Regions from separate parts of the Homo sapiens genome. Here region 1 is linked to region 2. The links are chromatin contacts, found by Hi-C or POLR2A ChIA-PET in ENCODE. All regions are on one chromosome and are shown on one strand. Each heading gives the region's core, a stretch centred on a gene start or an enhancer-like site at or near the end of the contact. The rest is flanking DNA. Distances are from core to core; before and after follow the strand shown.

Region 1 (7,206 bases), core at 1,970-4,469, 5.9 Mb before region 2:
GATCATTCTCTCTTTTCCCTAGACTCCTACAACCCCTCAACCCCAGAAGGACTTGCAATTCATTGATCCTACCACCTTTTCACTGTCCTTAAACTCTCCATATCCACTCTTCCCTCCTTAATCATCTTAAGTTCCATGGTGAATCATAATCATGCCCTTGCTTATATCCTCAACTTCCTTGTTCTCCTCTCCTTGCTCTTGTTCCTTTAGTAAAATGTGATTAAACAGAATTTCAGCCTACTCTGGACCTGCTTCCTAGGAGCTAATTATTGCTGGAGAAAGAAGCACACTCATACTAACTTGTCTCACTTAAATTCATGACCATAAACTGAAGTGGGCCCTACATGACACTCAACAAGCACACAATTATTCTCTGGTCCATTGTCTTCTCATTCTCCTAGATGACATTTCACACCTTCTCTTCCCTTTTCACATAATCTTTCCCATCTCCTCCCAGCTGATAGCATTTCTTTCTACATCTCTAAGAAAATTGAAGCAATCAGAAGAGAACTTCCAAAGATTCCTATTTACCATGCCTACCCACCTGCCTGCCTGTTTCCATAGATCAACAGTCTGTACTCGTCTACAAATGATCCTTCCACTTGTGTGTTAGTTTTCAAACGCTTTTTCCCTCTCAAGGACACCACTCCAGCACTTCTCACTTCTTGTTTCTACATGAATTTTCCCTTTTCTTCCGGATCATTCCCATTAAAAACAAGTATTTCTCCCCCTACCACCTTCTTTCTCTCTTTTTTTTTTTTTTTAAAGAAACAGGGTCTCACTCTGTCACCCAGGATGGAGTGCACTGATGCGATCATAGCTCACTACAGCCTTGACCTCCTGTGCTTGGCCTCTCCCCATTTTTTTTCAATCTTCTTTTGACTCTGCTTCTACTGTCCCAGATTTGGGCTCCCCTTTGTAAGAGAACTTCTCAAAAGAATTGTTTGTATTAGCCACCTCCAGTTTCTCTCCTCTCATTTTTTTCTTAAAACCACTCCAATCAAGTTTTTCCTCTATTGCTCCACTGAAGGGTTATCAATGGCCTCCATGTCACTAAATCCAACAGTCAATTCTCAGTGCTCACTCGCAGAGGAGCACTCCCTCTTCCTAGATCCACAAGCTTCACTCGGCTTCAGGGCACCTCACTCGGGTCTCCCACTTCACTGGCTGCTCCCTTTCAGTCTCCTTGGCTGGCTCACCCACTACCCTGTCTTAAAGCTGCATTGGTCCCCAGAGCTCCATCCTCAGTCGTCTTTTATTTACACTCACTTCCTTGGTGATCTTAGGCAGTCTCATGGCTTTAAACGCCATCTAAATGCTGATATCTCTCATATACCTCTAGCTTGGACCACGCTCCTTAATCCTAGACTCATTCATACATACAACTGCCTAATCAAGATCTCCACTTCAATTTCTAATAGATACCTTAAAATGGAACTTCTCCAAAACTGAACTCCTCTTTTGCCTCAAACTTCCTCTATTTGTAGTCTTCCCCATCTCCCTTGGTGTTTTCCCCATAACCTTTATTAGCATTCTTATCCAATTTGATTTTATTGATTACATTTATTATTTATTGCCCCTCTCTCTCACATCCACAAGCGCAAGGATTTTTGTCTGTTTTGTTTATGTAACCGAAACAACTTGAATGGTGCCTGGGTACTCATAAATCTTTATTAAATGAATGAATGAAACCACTAGGATTCATCCTTATCTTACTCAGAAATTACTGTCTCTTGACCCAAACAAAATCAATGAAAAATTGGTTTATCTGCAAGCAATAAAATAAGACCAAGTAGCTGTAGTTCCAGCTACATGGGAGGATGGCTTCAGCCCAGGAGTTTGAGTCCAGCCTAGGCAACATGGTAAGACCCCTCTCAAAAACAGAAAGAACAACCACCACAACAAAAATCACCTAGGTTTAAAACCTGTGTCTGTGTGTGGGTTGAGGGAAGGGGCAGACATGAAGGTATCTCTTCAGAACAAGGCACCTGAACAAGGCTTATGCAAAAACCAAGTGAGAATGAGTAATGGTTTGCTTCTGGGGAAACCCCTTCTCAGAGCAACAGGCCGGAATGAGCTCTAACGGGCCACCTAAACTTTGTTAGCATCACGCTTAAACGTGGTAGGTGGGGTAAAAAGCAGCCAAAAAAAAAAAAAAAAAAAAAAAAGCTGCTTCTTCCATTACAAGTCACTTGGATCAACAGCTGTTCTCCCACTAGGGTGGCTCTTTTTTCCCTTATTTGGAACTCATTGTCAAAAGAAAGACACCACACCCTGTGTTATGTAGCCTTAACCAAGCAGCAGGCCACGTCCCAGGCTCCCTGCCTTCAGGACTGTATTTAATTCGGTGTTTTTGTTTTTGTTTTCTTTTGAAATCAGTGTTCCTGGACGGGGCCAGGAAAACTCTGAAGCTGTCTTAAAAACAATATAAACCAAAAAAGTCGGAATTTTTTAAAAGTACATTTTTAAAAAAAGTTGTAGGCCGTTAGAGGCGAACTGGAGCGTGGTAAGGGGGGCACCGAGTTCAGCAGTGGGGCGCCCTGTCCGCGTTCGAAGCTGAGCCCAGTCCTGGGGGGATGCCCCGGTCTGCGTCTCCAGCTGCGGCAGACACCCCCTTCCCCCGACCGCCACCAAGGGCGAGGGAGGACGAGCCAGTCCCCAGGGAAGGAGCCCCAAGCTTCCCTTGAATTTCCAAACAACCCGTCCAGACACGTCCTGACTCCAGGAGAAGAGTCCATGGGGAGCGTCGGTGCTGCCGGGGCGGGTGGCGGGACGCGCAGCTGGGCGCAGCGCGGGGAGCCGGAAGCCGGAGCAGACTGCGAGGCCAGCGCGGTCCGGGGGTCGCCGCATCAGCCAGCGAGAAGCACGCCCCAATCCGCGCCGAGCGTGCGACACCCCCGCTGCCGCGGCGCCCCCTCCCGCCTCCGCGCGCCTCCCCTTTAAGCTCCAGGCGCAGTCGATTTGTGTCGGCGGAGGCGAGGTGCGACTCCCCTTTATGGCGGAGTCGGCAGCAGCCTCTCTGACAGCCGCGGCGGCCGGCGGGCGAACAGGGCAGGAGGCTGGGCCTCTGGCCTCTCGCCGCCTTCACTGCAGCCGGGCCGAGGGGAGCGCGGCGCGCGCCGCGGCGGGGGCGGGGGAGTGGGCGGGCCCGGCCGGGCAGGGGGCGGGGAGGCGGGGGGAGGCGGGGAGCCCGGCCGCCAGCGCTCGGGTCCGCCTCTGACTGCAGCGCGGCGGGGCGATGTGTGATTACCATGGCGAGGAGTCTCTGTCCGGGGGCCTGGCTAAGGAAACCCTATTACCTCCAGGTAGGCCGGCGGCCGCCCAGCCACCAGCTGCGGGAGCACCCGGCCGTGTGCCCTGCCGCGCCGCGCAGGACTCGCCCGCTCCCCTCCTCCCTCCCTGGGTCTGTGCCCGCCCGAACCCCGCTGCCCCCTGCCGTCCGGCACCTGGCGGCGCGCCCTCCCCAGCCCCCTCAGCGGCTCTGCCGACGCCCCCCACCGCGGCCCTCGCGGCTCCCGCGCCGCGGCCAGCCGGGCTCCAGGGCCCGAGTCGTCCCGCCCGGGTACGCCCTCGCATCCTGAGAGCCCCGAGACGTGACCTGGGTACGACCCCGCGCTCCGGGCATTGCCCGCAGCCCTGCGCCGCTCCAGGCGGAGCTCGACGGGCCGCCTTCTCCCTGGTGTTTTCGGGGCTTTCCCCCCTCCCCCGTGGGCCCCCGCAGGTCGGTTGCCCTTGACTCAGTGTCTTGGGTCTTAAGTCGGTGGTAGGAAAGGTGGTGTAGCATTCCTCCGTGTCTTAGAAAATTATGACAATTTGTCACACCAGTGTTTCCCCAGGCTCCAAAAAGCAGCGTGTGCCTCGTGCCGAGCCCCTTGGTTGGGTCGTTCCATCACACCCAAGATTTAAATGGGAGGTGGAGACCGATAAGCCTGAACCAGGCGGATGGGTGTTTGCTTTTTAAAGGAAAGGGGCTAGTGGCTGGTCTGTGGATCCCAAATACCCTAGTAATGCAAACGTAATTCTCAGTCATGTCGTGTGTACGGTTCGCGTGTTAATTTTTCATGATTTCCCGTTCCACCCTCTGTTCCGCTGCCAGTCTGTGCCTTGGAACCCTACTACTGCCTAAGTGTACTGTTTGGTCACCAGGGGGACCTAGTAGACACCGCGAGTAGCTGAGCGCAAATCCATCACTCCGATGGAAAAACAACTACAAATCAATGCCTTGCGTGGGTCAGCAGTGTTAGCCAACGCTGCATTCAGAGGACAGTATTCCTTTACCGCTTACATTAAAAGGCCAAGAGGTAGATGATTTGGGGTCAGCTGGTGCTTTTATAAATTATGAAAAAAGTTGAGAAGGTAACCATCATGAGGCAAGTAAATCTTACATTTTTGTTTGAAAATTGTATGTGTAAGTCATTACCCTGAAATGAGTGACGTATTGCAAATTGGAAGCATGATTTGACAACCCATGATATTAAGCGTGTACGAATAAAACTGAGTCTTTGTAGCAAGCACCACCAATAGTAATTGTGCACTTGAGTAACACTGTCACAACCCCTTCTAGAATTCAACCCAGGCCAGGTACCTCTGTGTAATCTTTTATGTGAGTTTAAAAAAAAGCTTACCGGCCAGGCGCGATGGCTCACACGTGTAATCCCGGCACTTGGGAGGCCGAGGCGGGCTGATTCCTTGAGCTCTGGAGTTTGAGACCAGCCTGGGCAACATTGTGAAACCCCGCCTCTACTAAAAATACAAAAAAAAAAAAAAAAAAAAAAAAGTTGGTTGGGTGCCTGTGGTCCCAGCTACTCCGGGAGGCTGAAGTGGGAGTATGGCTTGAGCCCCGGAGCGGAGATTGCAGTGAGCTGAGATCACGCCACTGCACTCCAGCCTGGGCAACAGAGTGAGACCTTGCCTCTTAAAAACAAAAACAAAAACAAAAAAACGGCCAGGCGCAGTGGCTCATGCACTTTGGGAGGCCGAGGCGGGCGGATCACGAGGTCAGGAGATCGAGACCATCCTGGCTAACACGGTGAAACCCCGTCTCTACTAAAAATACAAAATATTAGCCGGGCGTGGTGGCGGGCGCCTGTAGTCCCAGCTACTCGGGAGGCTGAGGCAGGAGAATGGCGTGAACTTGGGAGGCAGAGCTTGTGGTGAGCCGTGATCGTGCCACTGCATTCCAGCCTGGGCGACAGAGTGCGACTCCGTCTCAAAAAAAAAAAAAAAAAAAAAGTGTTTTACTGTGGAAATTTGTATACCTTCAGAAAACAGAAAACAATAATGAACTGTCATATGCCCATCAGCCACCCTCATCAGTATTTTATTTCATTTCACCTCCCCCACTCCCTCTTCCAACCAAACTTATTTATTTATTTATTCATTTATTTATTTATTTAGAGACGGGTCTCCTTCTGTTGCCCAGGCTGGAGTGCAGTGGTGCCATCTGGGCTCACTGCAGCCTGGACTTTCCAGGCTCAGGTAATCCTTTCACCTCAGCCTCCTGAGAAGCTGGGACTACAGGCGCACACCACCATGCCCAGCTAATTTTTTTAATTTTTGTAGACACGGAGTTTCGCCGTGTTGCCCAGGCTAGTCTCAAACTCCTGGGCTCAAGCAGTCCTCCTGCCTTGACCTCCCAAAGTGATGGGATTACAGGCATGAGCCATCAAGCCTGGCTGAACCAAAGTATTTTAAAGTAAACCTCAGGCATCACATCATTTCATCTCAGTACCTCAATATACATTTCTAATAGATAAAGATATTTTCAGACATAATCATAATACCATTATCATGCCTAACAAAGTTAATAACAATTTATTTTTCCCACCCCTTTCTAGATATGCATCAACCTGAGATTACTAACTAAATTTGATTTGCCATGGAGTGAGTTTACTGTGATTTGGATGGGTCTCTCTGCAAAAAGCAAAACAAAAAACCCTCCTCTTATCAGCTCATTCATGCCACAAATTCTTATGAGGGAAACTAGTTTGATTTCATGTTTTGAAAGAATGTCTTAGAATACAGATGTCTGGTTTAAGTAACTTTTCCTGTGAATGAATGTATTATTTTAATTTAGAGTGAGGGTATAACTATTCAGCAGGTATAAGAGATCTTGTTCTGTTTGGGGGGAGGGGAAGGGTAAGAGTACAGGAAGAAGTTGGATTTATTTCACAGATAGAGGGAAGAGATGGAGGGCCAGGAAGAGGAGAGAAAGGTTGCAGAGACCAGCTTTGTATACTTGCAGTTATGCTGTTTGTCTTTAACTGGATGGGGTCAAAGACCAGTTATGTCCTGAGGTGTTCAGGCCTTAGGAGCTGTGAGTTCCCTTTTTTCTGCAGTGTACAGGAGAAAACTTTTAAGCAGTCAGCTTACTTGTAAAGGAACTTCATTCTCAGTATTTTTATTAATCCAGATATCACTGTGGCATTTGGTAACGCTTTTGGAAAACTGTGGCATTACACAATTAATGATATATTTTCAGCCATAATAGACATTCATGAGCTAATGCAGGCACCTATTCACTGTTTATAGCTTTGCTTATATAGCAGAAGAGATTCTACTGCCTGTGAAGAAAAGAACTTGTGTGGTATATGCATACAACAGAATATTATTCAGCAATAAAGTGAAATGAAGTTCTGATACACACTGTAACATGGATGAACCTTAAAAACATTAAATATATGAAACTAGTCACAAAAGATCACGTATTATTTCATTCATATGAGATGTCCAGAATGGGCAAATCTATAAAGACAAAAAGATAGATTAGTGGTTGCCTGGGGGGAAATGGGGAGTAACTACTGATGGATATGAAGTGTTCTTGAGGGGGACAGAAATGTTCTAAAATTGATAGTGGTGATGGTTGCCCAAGTATGTGAATATACTAAAACCTACTGAACGTTATGCTTTAAATGAATAAATTGTAGGATATGTGAATTATTAGTATATCTCCATAAAACAGTTGAAAAATAAATGAACCGAGTTTATCTCATGAAAGTCGTCCTTCTTCTCTCTGCCTTTTGCTGCAGATTCCACCAAGGTCAGCTTTTTGGTGCAGGGAGCACTTCTTCCAGGGGAGCTGGGCAGGCACACTGTTAGTCTGTGCAGCCTCTCTGTGGGCTAGAAGGACTTGTGACCTGCCTGGAAGGGCCAACAGACGTTTACCTGAGCAACAAGCTTCTCATGGCAAGGCATCTTGCCCAGAGC
Region 2 (6,730 bases), core at 1,912-4,411:
TTTTATGTATATCATCTGTTACACCCATGCTGTGTTGTGGTTTATATACATCATATCATGAGAGGCAGAATTATTATCCCCATTTAAATAAGAAAACTGAGTCTCTTTAAGTGATCACCAGCTGTTTACTGATGTCAGGATACCATTACAGGTCAATGTGACTCTAGAGCTCATGTTCCACATTATACTGATTGTCTGAGATTTTGTCTATTTCTATTATAGGAAGAGGTAGAGCCTTATAGTTAAATACAGCACTACAATATTATAGAACTACCTTTTTTTTGCAAATGCCTTTTAAAATTATTTGATATATTTTATTTTGGGATTGCAAAAGCATTTTGCAATTGTTTCCTGCAACATTCCTTTGAAATAGGCATGGTAAATAAGTGAAACAGAGGGACAGAAGATGGTTGTCTTCCAGGTGCTTAAAAGAAAAACATGCTGTACTATCTTTGCAACTTCCTGTGAATATATAATTATCTCAAAATTTAAAGTTATAAAAAACCACAACCAAAGCCAAAAACAACATAATTCTTGATATCATTCCCCAAATTAGTAATTGTATAATATTCTAGGTATCATTCTTGAATAGGGAAAAAAAATCACAACATACAAAGGTTTTACTTATTTATGGGTTACTATATGGATTGTAAGGTCTGAAGTAGGTCCAATATAGGGCCTAAGTTTTTCTTTAAATGTACCAGAATAAGTATAGAGATGAGACCTATTATTCAAATTGTAAGTAGAATCCTCTCCCAATTCACAGTTTAGAAAAACACCAATTTGCCTTGATTGTACTGACCAGAGTCAGATTTACCTGCATCCATCTTTTGGGAATGAAACTCCCAGAGCATTTTTGGGAAAAAAATTCTTTTACCAGACGCCCATAGCCTGTTCACCCTAGCCTCTTACTTCTGTCTGCCAATAACACCTGCACCAAGTATCTATTTTTAAAATACAAAATATCATAGTTAAAAATCATAGGTGAGCTGACTTCAAGGCTTCTTTCTTTACTCATTTCAGTCACTTGAAATAAGTACGCTGATACAAAATGGGGAGTCCAACTATACATGCTTTTCCTTTTTCTTGAGCTTTATTAAGACATTAATCTCATCATCCCTCATCTCTTTATAAATTTCTCAAGTGAACTGTTCCTATTTTCATAGTCTATCTTGTACAAAATTGAACAAATGCCACTGTAACAAATGCCATAAGTAAGAACAAAATACTTCTGGATCCAAGAATTGGAGAAAAACCTTCTGGAAAATACACTGAGTAAGTTCAGCCTTAAAAGGACAGAGCTGGCTTTCAAGATGTGGGGATGGCTAATTGGAGAAGGCATAAAAGCCTGAGTAGTAGCACAAGCTGATAAACAACAAATATACTAGCATAATGATTATAATATTAACAGTAATGTGAAGCAGCTGCAAAAAAACGTATGGCAATTTTAGGCTGTGCCAATAGGTATATAATTATCAGTGTAACAAGTGCTTCTACTTTGAGCCTTTACTGTGAGCCAGGAACAATGCTTCATATTTTATTCATTTTTTATTTTTTTGAGACGGAGTCTCACTCTGTTGCCCAGGTTGGAGTGCAGTGGTGTGATCTCGGCTCACTGCAAGCTCTGCCTCCTGGGTTCACGCCATTCTCCTGCCTCAACCTCCCGAGTAGCTGGGACTACAGGCACCTGCTACCACGCCTGGCTAATTTTTTGTATTTTTAGTAGAGATGGAGTTTCACCATGTTAGCCAGGATGGTTTGATCTCCTGACCTCATGATTCCCCGCCTCGGCCTCCCAAAGTGCCAGGATTACAGTCGTGAGCCACCGCACCCAGCCAACGGTTCATGTTTAAATGTACATTACTTCACCTAATTCTTGCAATAATCCTATATGGTAACATTACGGAATTTAGACTCAGAGATATGAATTACAGGGGAAAAAAGTCAGAATTCACACCCTCATCTGTCTGATACCAAAGCTTATACTCCTAACCAAAACACAGTAATTAATGTTTCAAGTCACAGGAAGGAACAGTTCCTAAGAAATTTGTATTTAGTCACACAGGGCTATTATGTGTCATTTCAGGCACACGTTAAAAGCTAGAGTACTCCAGAATGGGAATGAGCTGGATGGATCATGCCACATAAAAAACTTAAAAAAAAACAAAACAAAACAGTGCACTTAGCTAAGAGAAAATCCATAAAAATGACTAACAGTCTCTTGAAATACTTGAAAAGTTATTGTGAAAAAGAGGCAGAATCCTTTTTGTAGCATTACTCCAGAAAAAAAGATATGACTGTGGCTCAAGAGAGAACGGGCTTTCAAATAATTAGTAGTGCAAAGTAAAGACACAGGCAGTTTAGGGGGTGGTAAGTTATTAGTCTCTGGAGATACTCATATAGAGGTTGCATGAGGACCTGTCAAAGAATGATGGAAAAAGGATTCCTGCACTGATGAGAGCTGAAATCAGGGGACCTCTGGATTGCATAACCCTGAGATAAGTTCCATAAAGCTATGCTATCAATTTCTCCTCTACAGTACAGATGTGTTTTTGGACTCCCTCCACCCACTCACCCCGAGGCTAAAACAAAATCGAAAGAAGCAGAAATAGAGAGAGAAGCAGGCCAGTAACAACTGGGTGGGAGGAAGGGAGTAGGATGCCTACTTATTCTCCCACAATCCTATTTTATTCAGTTTCACCCAGATGTATTTGTTTAGCTTAAGACAAAAAATACAGTTTTTTTTCTCTCTCTTTTTCTTTTTTTGAGACAGAGTCTCGCTCTGTCGCCCAGGCTGGAGTGCAGTGGCATGATCTCAGCTCACTGCAAGCTCCGCCTCCCGGGTTCACGCCATTCTCCTGCCTCAGCCTCCTGAGTAGCTGGGACTACAGGCACCTGCCACCACGCCTGGCTAATTTTTTGTATTTTTAGTAGAGATGGGGTTTCACCGTGTTAGCCAGGATGGTTTCGATCTCCTGACCTCGTGATCCACCTGCCTCGGCCTCCCAGAGTGCTGGGAGTGAGACTTTGTCTTTAAAAAAAAAAAAAAAAGTGCCTTCTGGGTGACAAAGAAACCTTCCAGGCAAAGGGAAGAAGCATGAGCAAAGTCCTTGGAGGCACAACACTGTAGAGTGCATATAGGCCCTAAAAGTGGTTCTTAATAAGCTTAGAAGATAGGAGAAAAATTAAGGGCAAGGTAAAACATAAGGCAGAAAAGTGGGCAGAAGCCAGATCACAGTGTCTTAATCACCATATTAGGAATATGAACCATATCCTATAAGCCAGCATTCTGAAACTTGCTGGTCTCAGAACCTTTTATACACTTAAAGATTGTTAAGGACACCAAAGAGCTTTGGTTTATGTGGGTTACATCTAGCAACAGCACATTAGTAATTAAAATTGAGAAACATTTATTAACTCACTTTAAAATAACAATATGACATGTCAGCATAAATGACATGATTTTGTGAAAAAATTTTCCAAAAGCAAAAAAATTTAGTGTAACATATTTTTGCAAATCTTATAAAGTGTCTGGCTTAATAGAAGACAACTGGATTTTCATATCTGCTTCTCCATTCAAAATATTACCATATATTATTTGGGTTGGAGTCAATGAAGAAAATCAGACTCATATAGATACAGTTGGAAAAGGAGTACTTTAGTAGCCTTTTCAAATAATTGGAAATATTCTTTTTCAATTCTACACTAAAACCTAGTGTTAATTTCTTAAAAGTTAACTGCAATGTGATAGAAAACCATATTAATGAATATACACTATTCAAGTTCATATCAGTGAATATATACTGTTATATTGATATACTTTGCACTGTCATTTGAAAAATATTGGTATACGGAGTTATGCAGATCCTCCAAATATTAATACATTAGAATTGTATAATAAAAATTATACAATTTAAAAAATCACATTCATTATAACACCACCAATCTCAGAGAAGTCTAAGTATTGGGAAACTGTTATGTTCATAGCGGCAGATACAAGTTTTTTTGAATTTTATAATTGGCAACTAATACTGTCAACTATTTTCCTTACAGCGACAAGTTCACTTCATTCATTTTTGAGAAAATATCTCCCAACTACACAAGTCTGAATAAACATAGTTTGTGTGTTGATCATTCTTTCAAGTAAAAACAGTGTTCTATGAAAAAAATTGCCTTGTTGAGCTTGCAACTTGTCTTAATCTATTTTCTCTTGCTATGACAGAGACCAGGTAGTTTATAAAGAAGTTTCTTTAGCTTCTGGTTCTTTAGGCTGGCAAGTTCAAGACTGGGCAGCCACATCTGTTGTCTTCTGGTAAGGGCTTCATGCTGTATCAAAAAATGATGGAGGAATAGAAGAGAAACTGACATATGCAGAAAATAGCGCAAACACGAGAGGCAATCTTGCTTCATAACAACCTGATCTCATTGTAACTAATGTAGTCCTCAGAGAGTGAGGACTCACTAACTCCCTCAAGACTGTACTGATTCTTTCATGAGAGCAGATTCCTCATGATCCAAATGCCTCTTAAAGGTCCCACCACCTCTCAACACCATTACAATGGGGACCAAGCCTCAACATGAGTTTTGGTAGAGACAAACCATATTCAAACCACAGCACAACTCAATCACACAAGTGCTTTACCTCAAGACAACCTCTGTACTCTGGTATGCAGAAGTGCTTGATGTACTTTATATATTGTGACAGAATATTAAGGACATACACAAAATAGTCAATATTTAATAAAGTTATTGCTTTCTGACGGACATTCTTATGTGAAAATGGCTTTTGAGGGTTTGGGCTGTTAGAGAAAGGCAGCAAAAAACACAATGCCTACTAGTACAGTTTGGTACCACCAATGCTTTTTACCATAAGGACAAATGTCAACTAGTGAAAAAGGCAACTAACATCTTAGAATTATTATGAAAATGATTGTGAACTATTTTGTGAAAGCCCTAAAGGAGTCTTAAGCATCCCTATGGTACATGGACTGCACTTTCAGAACAACTTCTATAAGCGATAAAGAGCCATTTTTTTAAAGAGTTTTAAGTAACCCACGCGGGACTTCTACAATGCAAGATTTTATAGAGTGATAACGCTTACAGTTGAGTATCAATGGCCTGAAGACATAGTGAGGATTAAGACTTGAAGGAAAGCAACTGCAGTAAGGAAGAAGCATGGGGACTGGAAGGAGATAGGTTAATGGGTTAGAGGCTTAGGTGACAAGAGTAGAAGACGGAATTGGAAGTGGCTAAGGTACTGTCTCTAGGCTTCTTTACTGAGGAGGAAGATGGTACCATTCAGTGAATTTGAGAATTGGGGAAGGAAGAATAAATGGGGATGAAGAAAGGAATTCAGGATAGTTTGTAGTCTACACTGAAGTTCAAACTGAGAAATCAAGTATGTAGCTGGTCTGTGGAAGAGCCCATTTTCATAAGGCTTTATTTCAAGCTTGTGTAAGAACAATATCCAAGCCTAACAGGTCTAGGGAATAGGATGGGGAGGGCACAATGGCAGAAAAGTTCTGGATTAGAATGTAATGTGGCATCTGTTCCCTCCCAGCCCCATGAATTTCCAGATATTTATGTGTTTGAGTTTTTAGAGAAAGGGAATGCAGGGAAATGATTAAGGAGCTGTTTCAAAGAAGGGCTTTGTAATATAAAGGGGGCACTGTATTAATTAGGGAAACATCAGCTGTTGTAACGAAATCTCGATTGTTTACTACACAAGAAGTTTAGTTCTTGCTCAAGTACCAACATGAGTGTTTCTGGTTGGCAGACAGCCTTTTATGCAGTAATTCAAGGAATTATGCTCCTTTCCTCTTCTGACTTTGCCATTCTCCACAGTACCTTGAAGTCTTTTGATCCAGCTGGCCGATAGAGTGCAGAAAGCACAACCATTTCTTAATTATCTTGGCAAACACTAGTCATATGGCCCTACCTAGATGCAGGGGTTGTGGTGAGAAATTTAATCCTTGGTGGGCAGTTGCTTCCTAGCAATAAAAACATACTAGAGGAAGAAATGCATGAATAGCTGGTATATAGTTTGCCATTTCTTCACACAGGCACATAAAGCAGGTTCACAAGTGATAAAGTATGACATTACTGAGGACATAAGAGAACTTTCTCCATTTCTACATGAAATGTGACATCAATCTTAGCACCATGAAGGCTCCCATACTTTCTGGCATTTCCTCTTGGGGAAGCAGCAGAGATGATGATGCTTGATTAGAGATAGTTGTTCTATGGACAAGGAAGTAACCAAGCAGATTCTTATGGGTAGAGGGGAGTCTGCTTTTTAAAAAACAAACAAAAAAACCCACATGAGATATCTCTAGAAGAGTTTCAGAAATATTAGAAAGGAATTTCAATGGAGAATGAAGCCCTGTGCAAACATCTAGGGTAATGGCCAAAATAGGCTATTTGACCTATTATAATAATGAAAAATAGGCTATTAATGTAACTCTGATTCCATATGTATTTACAGGGTTAGTATGAGGGAGAGATTTGGATTATCAGTTTCAGACACAGTGAGTTTCATGTGCCCATGGAACATCCAGGTAGTAATATGTAGGTTACAGAAGATATACATCTCAGGAGAAAGTTCTGAACTAAAGATAGAAATTAAGAGTCACAACACAAAGGCATCAGCTGATGTAAAAGGAGTAAATGAGATCATGAAGGTACACAGTTAAAAAAAAGAGAATTTTATTTTTATTTTTAAACATCAAAA

The links. Hi-C counts contacts between places; a loop is a spot of excess contacts on that map. ChIA-PET counts read pairs that join two places held with the same protein, here RNA polymerase II (POLR2A). Pooled maps may share reads with other maps.
Region 1: a map of OCI-LY7 shows a loop between it and region 2 (9-fold over the local background). The contact joins the promoter of DIPK1A here to the enhancer-like site in region 2. A Hi-C loop is called at or near these places in 1 of 168 maps with a recorded cell type or tissue (OCI-LY7) and 3 of 50 pooled maps. POLR2A ChIA-PET finds 5 or more read pairs at or near these places in 1 of 52 experiments (T-cell).

Annotation. Positions count from the first base shown.
Region 1 is chr1:92,957,475-92,964,680 of GRCh38, reverse strand. It overlaps DIPK1A (divergent protein kinase domain 1A), which reads left to right and starts at 3,219. Exons shown (of 5, transcript NM_001006605.5): 1 at 3,219-3,305. The coding sequence starts at 3,252. RefSeq lists silencers at 2,859-2,938, 3,099-3,658.
Region 2 is chr1:87,053,887-87,060,616 of GRCh38, reverse strand. All of the region lies in intron 1 of HS2ST1 (heparan sulfate 2-O-sulfotransferase 1), which reads right to left. Among named protein-coding and RNA genes, the nearest start is that of LINC01140, 73 kb to the left of the region's middle. Within about 2 kb of position 3,161, at least 3 of the 41 ENCODE cell types and tissues checked have a DNase peak (open chromatin) inside an H3K27ac peak, as active enhancers do; they include OCI-LY7, where a contact is called at or near this core.